Regions from separate parts of the Mus musculus genome. Here all the other regions are linked to region 3. A link is a contact called in ENCODE Hi-C or POLR2A ChIA-PET data. All regions are on one chromosome and are shown on one strand. Each heading gives the region's core, a stretch centred on a gene start or an enhancer-like site at or near the end of the contact. The rest is flanking DNA. Distances are from core to core; before and after follow the strand shown. Region 1 holds the start of Rab4b (RAB4B, member RAS oncogene family). Region 2 holds the start of Ltbp4 (latent transforming growth factor beta binding protein 4). Region 3 holds the start of Numbl (numb-like).

Evidence for each region. Hi-C counts contacts between places; a loop is a spot of excess contacts on that map. ChIA-PET counts read pairs that join two places held with the same protein, here RNA polymerase II (POLR2A).
Region 1: POLR2A ChIA-PET joins it to region 3 with 14 read pairs in embryonic stem cell. The contact joins the promoter of Rab4b here to the promoter of Numbl in region 3. A Hi-C loop is called at or near these places in 1 of 37 maps with a recorded cell type or tissue (gastrocnemius). POLR2A ChIA-PET finds 5 or more read pairs at or near these places in 4 of 5 experiments (Patski and embryonic stem cell).
Region 2: POLR2A ChIA-PET joins it to region 3 with 10 read pairs in embryonic stem cell. The contact joins the promoter of Ltbp4 here to the promoter of Numbl in region 3. A Hi-C loop is called at or near these places in 1 of 37 maps with a recorded cell type or tissue (T-helper 17 cell). POLR2A ChIA-PET finds 5 or more read pairs at or near these places in 3 of 5 experiments (Patski and embryonic stem cell).

Annotation. Positions count from the first base shown.
Region 1 is chr7:27,176,411-27,180,281 of GRCm38, forward strand. It overlaps Rab4b (RAB4B, member RAS oncogene family), which reads right to left and starts at 2,473. Exons shown (of 8, transcript NM_029391.2): 1 at 2,317-2,473. The coding sequence starts at 2,332. Mia (melanoma inhibitory activity) reads right to left here. Exons shown (of 4, transcript NM_019394.3): 3 at 3,759-3,869; 4 at 3,331-3,424. The coding sequence ends at 3,401.
Region 2 is chr7:27,331,664-27,335,271 of GRCm38, forward strand. Ltbp4 (latent transforming growth factor beta binding protein 4) reads right to left here and starts at 1,985. Exons shown (of 30, transcript NM_001113549.1): 1 at 1,692-1,985. The coding sequence starts at 1,941. The region is part of intron 1 of Gm30543 (a long non-coding RNA gene); the gene reads left to right.
Region 3 is chr7:27,255,904-27,260,084 of GRCm38, forward strand. It overlaps Numbl (numb-like), which reads left to right and starts at 2,858. Exons shown (of 10, transcript NM_010950.2): 1 at 2,858-3,058. The coding sequence starts at 3,035. It overlaps Coq8b (coenzyme Q8B), which reads left to right. Exons shown (of 15, transcript NM_133770.2): 14 at 709-795; 15 at 1,320-2,046. The coding sequence ends at 1,622.

The DNA.
Region 1 (3,871 bases), core at 1,223-3,722, 80 kb before region 3:
CTGAGTTCAAATCCCAGCAACCACATGGTGGCTCACAACCATCTGTAATGAGATCTGATGCCCTCTTCTGGTGTGTCTGAAGACAGCTAGAGTGTACTTATGTATAATAATAAAAAAGTATACTTTTACACAAAAGTATAAATACAGCATGCATTTAAAAAAAGAAAAGAAAGAAAGAAAAGAAAACAGGAAAACTTAAAAAAAGAAAAAAATCCAGAAGTCTGCAGGGCTGTTGATAGAACTTGGGAAATCCTGCATGCTAGCCAACCTAGCCCAAGATGATTTTTTTTTTTTTTTTTTTTTTTTTTTTGAGACAGGGTTTCTCTGTATAGCCCTGGCTGTCCTGGAACTCACTTTGTAGACTAGGCTGGCCTGAAACTCAAAGATTCCCCTGCCTCTTCTGCCCTCCTGGGCGCTGGGATTAAAGGTGTGCACCACTACTGGGCTCAAGAGGACTCTTTTTTCTTTTTTCATTATTATTACTGATATTCGAAACAAAGCTTCACTATGTATTCCAGACTAACCTCGCTGTCCTCAAACTCCAAGCACTCCTCCTACCTCAGCCTCTAAAAGACTGTGCTGCCATCCTCTACTTTCTTCCTTCCTTCCTGTCTGTCTGTCTGTCTGTCTGTCTTTTTCCTACTCAGGGACTCACTATCTGGTCTTGAACTGCAATCCTGCTGCCCCAGCCTACCCACTGCTGTCTGTCTGTCTGTCTGTCTTTTTCCTACTCAGGGACTCACTATCTGGTCTTGAACTGCAATCCTGCTGCCCCAGCCTACCCACTGCTGGAAGTGCCAGCACACTGCACTTTTCTTTCTTTCTCTTTTTCTTATTTTAAGAGTATTACTTTGGCCAGGCAGTGGTGGCGCACGCCTTTAATCCCAGCACTTGGGAGGCAGAGGCAGGTGGATTTCTGAGTTCGAGGTCAGCCTGGTCTACAGAGTGAATTCCAAGACAGCCAGGACTGCACAGAGAAACCCTGTCTTAAAAAAAAAAAGAAAGAAAGAAAGAAAGAAAAGAAAAAGAGTATTACTCTGTAGTCCAGGCTGACCTCTAACTTGAAGCAGTCTTCCTGCCTCGGTTTCCCAAATGAGAGGGTTATAGCACACAAAATTATTTTTATATAGTGTTTACCATATACATGCCCATCACAGTCCTAAAGACTCATTTAATCATAAATAAAGCTCTAAAGATAAAATTATACAGCTCAAGAGATGGCTCAGCAGTTGAGAGCAATGACTGCTCTTCCAGAGGTCCTGAATTCAATTCCCAGCAACCTCATGGTGGCTTACAACCATCTATAATGGGATCCAATGCCCTCTTCTGGTGGCTCTGAATACGGCTACAATGTACTCATATACATTAAATAAATATTTAAAAAGGAAAGAAGGAAGTATACTAAGGACTTCTACTTTCCAGACTAGGAAAATGAGGCCAGAGAGGTTAACTGACGAAAGCAAGACTACACAGCTAGGCACAGCTAAGCTACAAACCCAAACTAAAGGTCTCCACAATGCAAGACCTTACCTGATGCATTTCAAAAGCCATTTCAACAAGAATTAAATCTGACCTCCATTCCTCTTCACTTCACCTCCTACCCCCTCTCACTCATTCACTCTGTCAAGGCCTCTGACGTTGGGCCTATGTCCTAAACTGGTTACCTCCTCTGGTAAGTGTGCACCAGATTCTGTGGCTTTTCTATGAGTGTTCAATGAATGGAGCTGTCTCTGATTGTCGTCAGAGATTTCTACTGCCTTCCAACCTACCTCTACCCACCTGACACTGTACATCCATACTGATTGCCTAACTCTGAACCTTGTCTCCCCATCCTCTGTCCAGAACCCCTGGCCTCTATCCTTAAACTTATGCCGCATTTCTTGACGCTAAGTTTCAAATCTATAACTCAAGAACATCACTCCAGCCCTCTCAAACCAGATCAGCCCACAGAGTGTGCAGGGTGCACAGCATCTGTGAGGCTCTCTCTGTAGTCCATAAAACCTGACCCTTGCTGGTCACCGTCAGCCCCGCCCTATCCACTCATGCTCCGCCCAGGAAGGCTTGCTTCCCTCTTCAAGGCCTACCCCCTACCCTAATCTACCAAGACTAGGTCCCTTAAATCCCGCCCTAGATCTTTTTAACCCGTACAGCGGCCTCTTCAAGCTCCACCCAAATCGATTAGCTCAGCCCCAGACCCACTTAGCCCTGCCCCGTATCCGGGCAGACCCCGCCCACCTGACCAGAAAGCCCCGCCCCACTTCCACATCCACATCCACTACGGGCCCAGCCCCCCCTGCTTCGGCCCATCAGCCTCACCGTAGGTCTCGGCCATGGCTCAGTGGCGACCGCTGAGGGCCGCAATATGGCGCCGCAGCCGCGCCTGTTCCTCGGCTGGCAGCCGCTCCACTCGGGCTGCAGCCTCAGCTCCTTTCCACTTCTGGACCCGGCGCCGCCACTTCCGCCTTCACCGCCCCCCCCCCTCCCGCGCGAGCCTCCGGAGCTGCGGATACCAGGCCACGCTCGCCCAACGCAGTGATTGGTGGATTCAGGAGGCAGTGGGCGGGATAAGCGGCGCGGATTGGTGGCATGAGAGGGGCCGAGTCAAAAGGGGCGTGACATAGAAGAGCGATTGGTGGAGCAAGTGGGAGAGGGCGGAGGCAGAGATGCTGCCCTAGCGGTGGAACGGATTTGGTCAAATATCGGGGAGCAGAGACTAGACTCCGTATTGGTTATACGTAGGCACGGGGCGGGGACAAGAATGCCAAGAAGGAGCAAGGGCAGGATGGACAGAGTTGGAAGAATGGATCTCAGGCTGCTGAGTGTAATTTCTAACCCCATAGACCGGAAAGAGGAAAGCTGAGGACACGCGCACATTTATCCCTATCTACAAGAAAAACCTCTGTTGGTCGGGCTCTGGGGTCGCGCATGCTTTCAACCCCAGTACTCAGGAAGCAGAGGCAGATGTATCGCTGAGTTCAAGGCCAACCTGGTCTACATAGTGAGTTTCAGAACAGTCAGGGCCTACATAGAGAAACCCTCAAAACAAAGACAAAACAAAAAAACTGTACGTTCTATGCGCTTCTCGGGATCTATTGGCTCATACCAATGATTCAACTCCCTTTAAAAGAGAGGAAAGCGTACATATATTGTACTGTTTACCCCCTTGCTTGGGGGTCCCAAACCTTACCTTGGAGCAAAGGGCTTGCAAAGTGAAATTCTGCCTAGTAGCCACTGACGTTACAACATTCAGGGCATTAATTGGCTATATTCAGAAACCCGTGAAACATTCTTTGCACATACCCACCCAACCCCAAAAACCAAAGAGACAAATAGTTTGCCATTGGCTGCTGTATTTGCATAGAGCCGGAAGGGTAACTGCAGGGATAGCGGTAGGCTGAGCTCACTGGCAGTAGAAATCCCATTGCTGAAAAAGAGTAGATAGAAAACCAACCAGTGATGACATTGCAATGCGCCTAGTGGTTCTAACAAAGTTATAGCTGCAAGGACTAGGTTTGATCACCCAGAAATGAACACATTAGCTTCCAGTACTGCACCCTCTGCCATTTCCCAATTAGAGATCACTCAGCACTGGGCAGGGCCTGTAAACTCAGCAGCCCTCAGGAGGCTGAAACTGGAGGCTAGTGATTTTGAGGCCAGCTTGGGTACATACCAACAACAAAAATAATTACTTCTCATAAACAGGTAAGCAAATAAAGGAACTATCATCCTACTCCCACCTCCACCCCCAAGACACTCACATCGGTCTTCATATCAATTTTGCCAGGTTTCAGAGTCAGGTCCTCCCGGACAATGCTACTGGGGAAATAGCCCAGGCGGGCTGCCAGGTCTCCATAGTAACCTCCCTGAACCT
Region 2 (3,608 bases), core at 735-3,234, 75 kb after region 3:
GAGAAGTGGAGTCTGATCGTTTCTAGCACGTTAAAACTCTCAAGTTGCGGGGACCTTAGGAATCGCTGGAAAGTCCTACTCCTCCCTAGCCAAGGATCTGGTTGCCCCGAGTCTTGATTAATGGCCCTGTGTGGATAGGTCTGGGAAGGCTACCTTAGAAAGAGAAGGAAAAATGAAGCTACGTGGGAAGAGAATCGGGGGAGATGTTGGAGGGGGAGAAGTATCTCCACTTAAGGCTCATGCTTGAATGTTTCAGGGGAAGCGAGAAGCCGCTGGGTGACAATATTAGAATTCTCCTGGGAGGGGCGCAGCTTGGAGGAGTACCTCCAAAGAGGGAGAAGAAACTGGGCTGGAGGAGTTCCTGTAGTGTTTGCCCCTGGGTGAAGAGGGACCTTTGGATCCGGGATCCAAAAACCCGGATTTCCTGTCAGGAGCGTTAAACCTGGACTCCAGGTACCTTAATTTTTTTTTTTTTTTTAAGGGCAGAGCTTAAGAAGGGCTCAGCAAAGAAGCAAGATTGGAAAAATGGAAGTGTCTCAGATGGGAGGAAGCCACCACGTTTAGGGGCATTTCTTAGTCTCTTAAGTCATTTCACTGCCTGCCCTTGCCTTGAATACAGACTCCCAGCTCAGGGTGCCCATATCAGAGGGCTTGCTGCTAAATGGGCAAAACTAACTTCATGTCCCACAACATTGGAAGAACAGGAAGCTAAGGACATAGGGGTCTTGCCGAGGTCAGCCCGCCTTCACATGTTCCTCCTTGTGCCTCCAGGGGTTTGGCACCCGTCTGGGCACGGCGCCTGGCACGGGCGAGTTGGGGCTGGGCCGGGAGAGAGTGAAGGAAGGAGGGAGGAAGGGGCGGAGAGAGGGAGTGGTAGCGGGCGGGGGCTCGGGCGGGAGATGAGCTCACGCCGGCCGGGTTGGGCTGGCTGGGGGCCAGCCTGGGCGAGTTCTCGGCGCCAGGGGCCCCACTCCCCATTCCGGAGGGCGTAAGGGGTGAGAAGCAATGAAAACCCGACCCCCAAGTCCATCCCCACACTCTGGGCTAGCAGGTGGCGCACCCTCCTGACCTCACCTGAACCCCAGAATGCTCCCCTTGTCTAGAGGAAGCTGAAGCGCAAGCCGGTCCCTTCCTCCCCCAGGGGGCGCCCTTTCCTCAGGCCTCCTATCTGGATATCTGTCGCACGTGGAACCGCTGTAACTCAGGTCTTGCCGAAAGGCACCCCGTCTTTCCTGGGTCCCCTCCCGCTTAGCTCTTCATCACAAGCAGTCCCATGCCAGACTTTCCTAGTCTTCCCCCACTCAAAGACAGACCTAGAAACTTGAGATATGCCCCACCACCCCATGCGACTCTGAAACACTCCTTGCTGACCCACTACGCACAGTCTGCGAATTTGGGCCCCATCTCAAAAGTTCCCAGATCCTAAGATCCTCGCCTTGACTGAAAGGGATGAAAGCTAGTCTCAGTCCGTTCACGTGGGACACCACAGTTCCAAAAACACTCAATGCTCCTGAAATCAGCGCCCTGGAGATCCACTCCCCAAATAAGGAATTCAGAGCCCCCTTCCTCAAAGACCCCACGGAGTCCCCAGCATTTCTGTACATGGAATCTGGGCTCCTGCTCCCTAAGGCATTGTCTCCAGGGTCCTCCCTCCGGGCACTCCTCCCTTGGGAGCACCATCCCGCACTCACAGGCGCGGAAGCCGGGTCCCCCCGGGGCCGCCCCGCCGGGCGCGCCGCTGTCCACGCTGGTGGCGTTGCGGGGCGCGCAGGTCGGGGTACAGCGGGAGCCAGTGGGCCCGTGGATGCAACGCAGGCCGCACACAGCGGGGGTGAAGCGCACGCGAAGACGCTCTCGGGGTCGGCCCAGTACGGGCTGCGGCCCCAGCTGCGCCAGCAGCACCAATAGCGACACCCAGAGCAGCTGCGCGCCGCCCGCCATGGCTGCAGCGCCGCGCTCCACCGCGCCGCCGCCCCAGCCCGCCCGAGGGGCCCGGCCGCGCCCGCCCGCTCGCCCGCCCGCCCGCGGGGGAGGGCGGCCGCGCCCCCGCTCAGCCCCCCCTCCCCATCGCTCCCTCCCGGGCGGCCGCGCGGGGGCGCGTGGGGCTGGGCGCTTAGCCAGAGGCGCGAAGGCTGGGCGCTAGACTCGCAGGGGGGAGGGGAGGGCGCCCCCTCTGCTCCCACCCGTGCTCCAACAAGTGGATGGGGCCTATGGGGAGTAGCAGGGAAGGGAACAGGTGGGGGCGGGCGGGTTTGCTCCCAGAGAGAGTTGAATCCATTGAGAGGAAATCCATTAGAGTAATGGGGGCCGCATTTGGGGAGCCAGCTGAAGACTGATCCTCTGACCAGGCACGGGGGTAGGGGGTGGGGGGGAAGAGGCTTCATCTAGATAGAGGACAAGGATGGCACATTTGGGCAGCAAGATGGTACATCTGTGGGTGACGAGAAGGGTCGGTGTACAGGACACATAAAGGAATTAGAGGAGCTGAATTCTGGAGAGGAGACTAAGGCGCTTACACCTGAAGACGCCACAGCACACCAAGACTCTCTACACCTGGTGGGAGAGGTCAGAATGAATAAAGCTGTGGGCGGGGGTCCTCACATCTGGCCTGGGGCACACATCTGGAAAACCTTAGGAAGGAGGGGGATGCATCTGGGCTGAAGGCCACACAGCAGGAGAGGGCTTCTGAGGGTAGTTGAGTCTATAGAGTGCTCTAATCTGGGGTACCGGGCTGTAGTAAAAGTAGGGTCAAGGGACGGTCTGGCATGTAAGAGGGAAAGGTCTTTGGCCCCCAGCCGTCCCGCAATCTTGGGCATTTTGTGCCGGGGCAGGCGCCAACCCGCACAATCGCTTTTGTTGTCTGGACTGGTTCAGCCTCGCTCTCTGCTGGGCGAGTTGCCCCCCTCTTCAGCCACGGGAGCCCGGACGCCTGGCTTCCCGGCCCCACCCTGATGGGTCAGCGCCTTTGGCCTGCGTCTAGTTCTGTCCCTGGCTCACCTCATACTGCCGGACGCAGGGGTCCCTAGAGGTGGCCGCATCCTGGGGAGTGGGGTGGACCAAGCTACAATAGGGGACTGGTAGGCGGCGGCAGCACCGTGGGAACCAGACGGCTTTATCTGGCCCGGAACCACCCCCCTCCACCCCCTACACGGAGGAAGGGCGGATGTTCTTACCCCGGGCCTGGCCGGCAGGGGCGCGATGTGGGGGCCTTCTTTTCAGCAATGCCCGGGCCCACGGCCCTCGGGGCCGCCTTTGCCTCAGCAGAGCTCGGGCCTCCTGCAAACTAGGTGGAAGAGGGTGGAAGAGGCTGTCACTACTATTAAATTGGCCTCCTCACCTCAAGGGGGGGGGGAACCCTCCTAAGCCAGGAGCACTTCCAGGAGTGGGTTTGCCCAACATTGCCCCCAGCCCTTTTATTGGGAGCAAGGCTTGGGATATCTTTAGAGAAATACTTTCAGAGAAAGGACTATGGAAGAAGAAAAAAAAAAAAAGGGTATGGAAAGAGAAGCGATATGAGATGGATGGGAAGGGAAAAGTGGGTGGGGCGTAGAGACAGAAACAGATCAAGAAGCAAAGACCCAATGATTCAGCCAGGCAAGGAAGAATAA
Region 3 (4,181 bases), core at 1,608-4,107:
AACTGAGCTCTGCAGCAAGCATCCTGAGTGCCTTGTCTCATGGCCAGTGCCGCTGCACCCAGCTCAAAGTCCAAGGGGGAGGATGGCCCTCGGGCAACCTAGGATGCCATTCCATCCTTGTCTAGTGTCTGGAGCCATAAACAGATGTGACACTCTACTCTGGGCCACCCATGTGGCAGCTTCCAGGCAGGTCTGCATTCCCACTGGATGACAGAGCCCCTGACCATTTCCTCCTGCAGGCTCTCCAGAGGGAGATAGAGCAGGGACAGAGTAGGGGGAGGGAAGCTTCTAGGTGACAGAGTGTACCCAGGTAGAGAAAAAGGTGACCCAGGTTGGGCAAAGTATCTCCTCCCCACTTCTCTCCCTCCCCCCTCTCCTTAACAGTGTTCCTTGGTAGTCCAGGCTGGCTTTGAACTCATAATAGTGACCCTGCCTCCTGAGTACTAGGTAGGTAGATATAAGTACTGCTCTACCCTTCTGGCTAGTATTTCCTATTATCTAGGCCCTCCCTTGTAGCCTGGTGTGATGGTACAGACCCCTAAGCCTTTAAATCCGGGCTAGTGGGGGCAGGAAGATCAGGAGTTCCTGGTTATCAGCTACACAGTGAGTCCGAGATAGTGTAGGCTGTATCAGACTCTGCCCCAAAGCAAAAACCAGAACCCCAAGCCTCCCTTGACCCACGGTGGGCTTTGCCCTCTGACATTCCAGGTGGTGAAGGCTGCAGCAGATGGAGACAGAGATCGAGTTCTACAGAAATCCCAGGACCTCAAGTTCCTTACAGGCTTTGAAACCAAGGTTGGTTGCCCCTGAGCAGAAGGGAGCTGGTTTGTTTGTGGCTGTGTTTTCTTTTGGGAACAGATGAGCCGCATAGCTCTAGTAAACAACTGGAGAAAGGGTGGGGATCTGGGGGGAGGTAGAGACTTCTATCCCAGGGCAGTGAGATTACTAAATGCACTAGCTTATACTGAGGAGCCCCGGGGTGAAATGGAGGGTGCTGCCACTAAGTGGGGGAGGCACTATTTATCTATTCTAGAGATCCTGGGTTTGAGGAATAGAGGGGTTACTTGCCTGAAGAAAGCAGGGGCTCCTGGAGACAGGGGGTGCTGTGGGTAGGGGGTGACTACTTACAACTCCCAGGGGATCTTGGGCCAGTAATGCCAACCTTCCAGCACTGAGCCACGCCCCCTAGGCCCTCACTGGTGAATTCTAGGCAAGCTCTACCAGTGAGTGAGTCACGCGGCAGCCCTTGCAGCTTGCCTCTTCAGAAGTAATCAGAGGACATTATGTCCGTCTGGATGCATCTGCCATCCCCACCCTAGGCATTCTCTGACGCCCACGTCGAGGCAGTGATGATCCTGGGGGAGCCCTTTGCTGCCTCAGGCCCCTACGACTTTGGGGCTGGAGAGACTGCTCGCCGAATACAGGGCCTCATCCCGGTATTGCTTCGGCACCGGCTGCGCCCACCGCCTGAGGAGACCTATGCTCTACACCGCAAGCTAGCTGGGGCTTTCTTAGCCTGTGCCCGTCTCCACGCCCACATCGCCTGCCGGGACCTCTTCCAAGATACCTACCACCGCTACTGGGCCAGTCGCCAGACACTGCCGCTGCCAGCAGCCTCCTGACTAGGGACCTCCCTGCCGACCCCACCATGACAGATTCCATCCAGGGATACCAGCTCCACAGCAGGCAGTCCCCTCCTCCTCTTTCTTGGTCTCCAGAACCTAGTTTCTTGCCTTGGATCTTTGGGCCCCTGGAGTTAGCTCCCTGATCCTAAGTGAGCAACCTTGAATTCTGAGGCTAGGAGCCAGCAGAATCCTGCCACCATCTAAGTGAGCCTTGGGTCCACTCTCATGTGAAGGAGACGCCCCTCGGCCCCAGGTCTTCCAGGATCTGCAGGGGAGATGGTGGCTGTTGGGGGCGGTCCTCACCTTTGCCTCCCTTGCTCCTCTACCAGCTGCCTTCTTCCCGGGTTCCAGCCTGTGTATTGGAGGGTGGGGGTGGGTGCTGATCCTTTCCTCCGAATAAAGGCACCCTTTCCCTGCCCCCAGTTCTTTTCTCTCTGTGCTAAGGGGGAGGAGCTCACAGGCAGCTCCAGGTGCAGATGGCCAGACCCCCCACCCCACCCCCTTGTCTAGGGCCATCTGTTGCAGGGAACCTCCTCCGCCCCCCCCCCCACGTGCTGACCACCTGCTCCAAGGGCTGTGGCAGCTGAGAAGTACCCTTCTATCACATACTCGCCCCCCCCCCCACCCCCCAGCTTCAGGCTCCCTCCTGTTCCTGACAACCTCGCCTTTGCTAATGGGCCCTAATGCCCCTAACAGCTGCTCTGCCAAACCTACAGGACAGGGGTAGGGGTGCAGCTGAGTCCAGAACTAGGACCTGGTCTAACCCAATGCCCACTTCTCGCAAGCCAGAGTGATCTCCCTCCAGGACTCCAGGGTCTGTTTCTTTTCCTTCCCCTCCTCTCCCCTCCCCTCGCCTGCAAAAAGTGCCTCGTCACCGCTTCTGCCCGCCCCCGCCGGGCTGGGAGAACCGTGGGGTTAAGCAAGATTTGAGGACGAGGCGCCTCCCAAAGCAATTCTTCAGAAGCAGAACCATAGGGGATCTGAGGTCAGGGGTTATGGAAGCAAATAGAACCTGCGCCTCAACCTGAGAGGCACTCCTCTAGGGATGCGTGCAGGTTCCCGCAAGGCCAGACCAAGGGGCGGGGCGGGCCGGCCTTTGCTTGGGAGGAGACCCGGTAGTGTTTATGTGGGGGCGTGGTCTGCGGGAGGGCGGGGTTATCTTTTGCATATACAGCAGGCGGCGGGCCAATGGGCGGGGTCGGGGCGGGGCGCCGAGGGAGGGATGCTCCCCCGCCCCCGGAACGGAATCCTCCCGGGAGCCGAGCTGGCTCGCGCGCTTGCATCCCGCACCAGCCGCCGGCCCCGGGCCGGGCCCGCGTCAGACCGAGCCGCCGCCACCACAGCAGCAGCAGCACTCGGGAAGCCGGGCCCAACCGGGGCCGCGGGAGGCGGGGGCGCCCGGGCCCTGGATGTCCCGCAGCGCGGCGGCCAGCGTGAGAAGGGCGGGCTCGGGGGGCTCGGGCCGGGGGCGGCGCCGCTGCTGATGTGGCGAAGGGTGGGAGGCGGCAGCAGCGCCCGGATGGAGAGAAGATGCCAAGGCTGGAAAGGGTGGTCCTGGGTGGGGGTCCGGGAACAGGTTCCTGGCAATCCCAAACCTGCCAGACTGGGGTCTGGTCCAGCACAGGCCATCTCTGCGAAGGCCCTGAAAATAGGGATCCTGGAATACAGATTCCCCCCAAATCATGGACAGGGCTACATAAATTCTAGGTAAAACTCCCTGGGCAAGGTTTGGCGTTCAGGGTCCGGATACGGTCCCCTTTATCAAGCTGAGGCCTTAACTGAGCCGATTCCAGACAAAATCAGTACTCTTCCCTGCTAGAGGGTTTCTTTGAGCACAACAGCCCCCTGGGCGATGTCTTGAAGATGAAGTCCCTGGATAGAGCTGCCAAGGCTAAGGCTCTGGGGGATGGGGGGGCGGTTTCCAAGTACTGTCTACTCCCTGGGGTCCTGGATCCAGCCTGTCCCCCCAAGCCCTTGGGCGGTGTCCCAGGCAAATCCCCTTCTCAGAACAAGGTCTCTGTGTCTGAAACTCCACCCCAGCGTGAATAAAATAAGGAGAATTTCAGGCATTCCCCTACCCCACCTCCACCCCATGCTTAGTCAGGGGTCTCAAGACATTGGTCTCCTAGGCCACCCCTTTTGTCCCTAGGGCTGCTCAGCGTCTAAGAGAGGCCCCACCCGGAGACAATGCTCAGCTTTCCCTTGCCCCCCAGGCTCCAGGATTCAGCCTGGGCTGGGGGCGGCTCCCCAGAGACGGGTGGAAACCTGTCTGTAGCCTCTGTGGTGACCAGCGGCTTTGTGTGGTTGTGTGTGTGTGTGTGTGTGTGTGTGTGTGTGTAAGGGTTGGGGATGTGGCTAGAAGTGTGATCTGGTGTTTGTGTGACTGTAGCTGTGTGTGTGCTTGCATTACAGCTGGCAAGGATGAGGTATCCTGCGTTGTCTGCCTGCATGCTTGTGGTTGGATGTGGTGATGTCTGGTGTGTGTGTGTGTGTGTGTGTGTGTGTGACCGTGGATGTGATGGCAGCCGTTCACTGTTCAGACTCCTGTACTTTTTA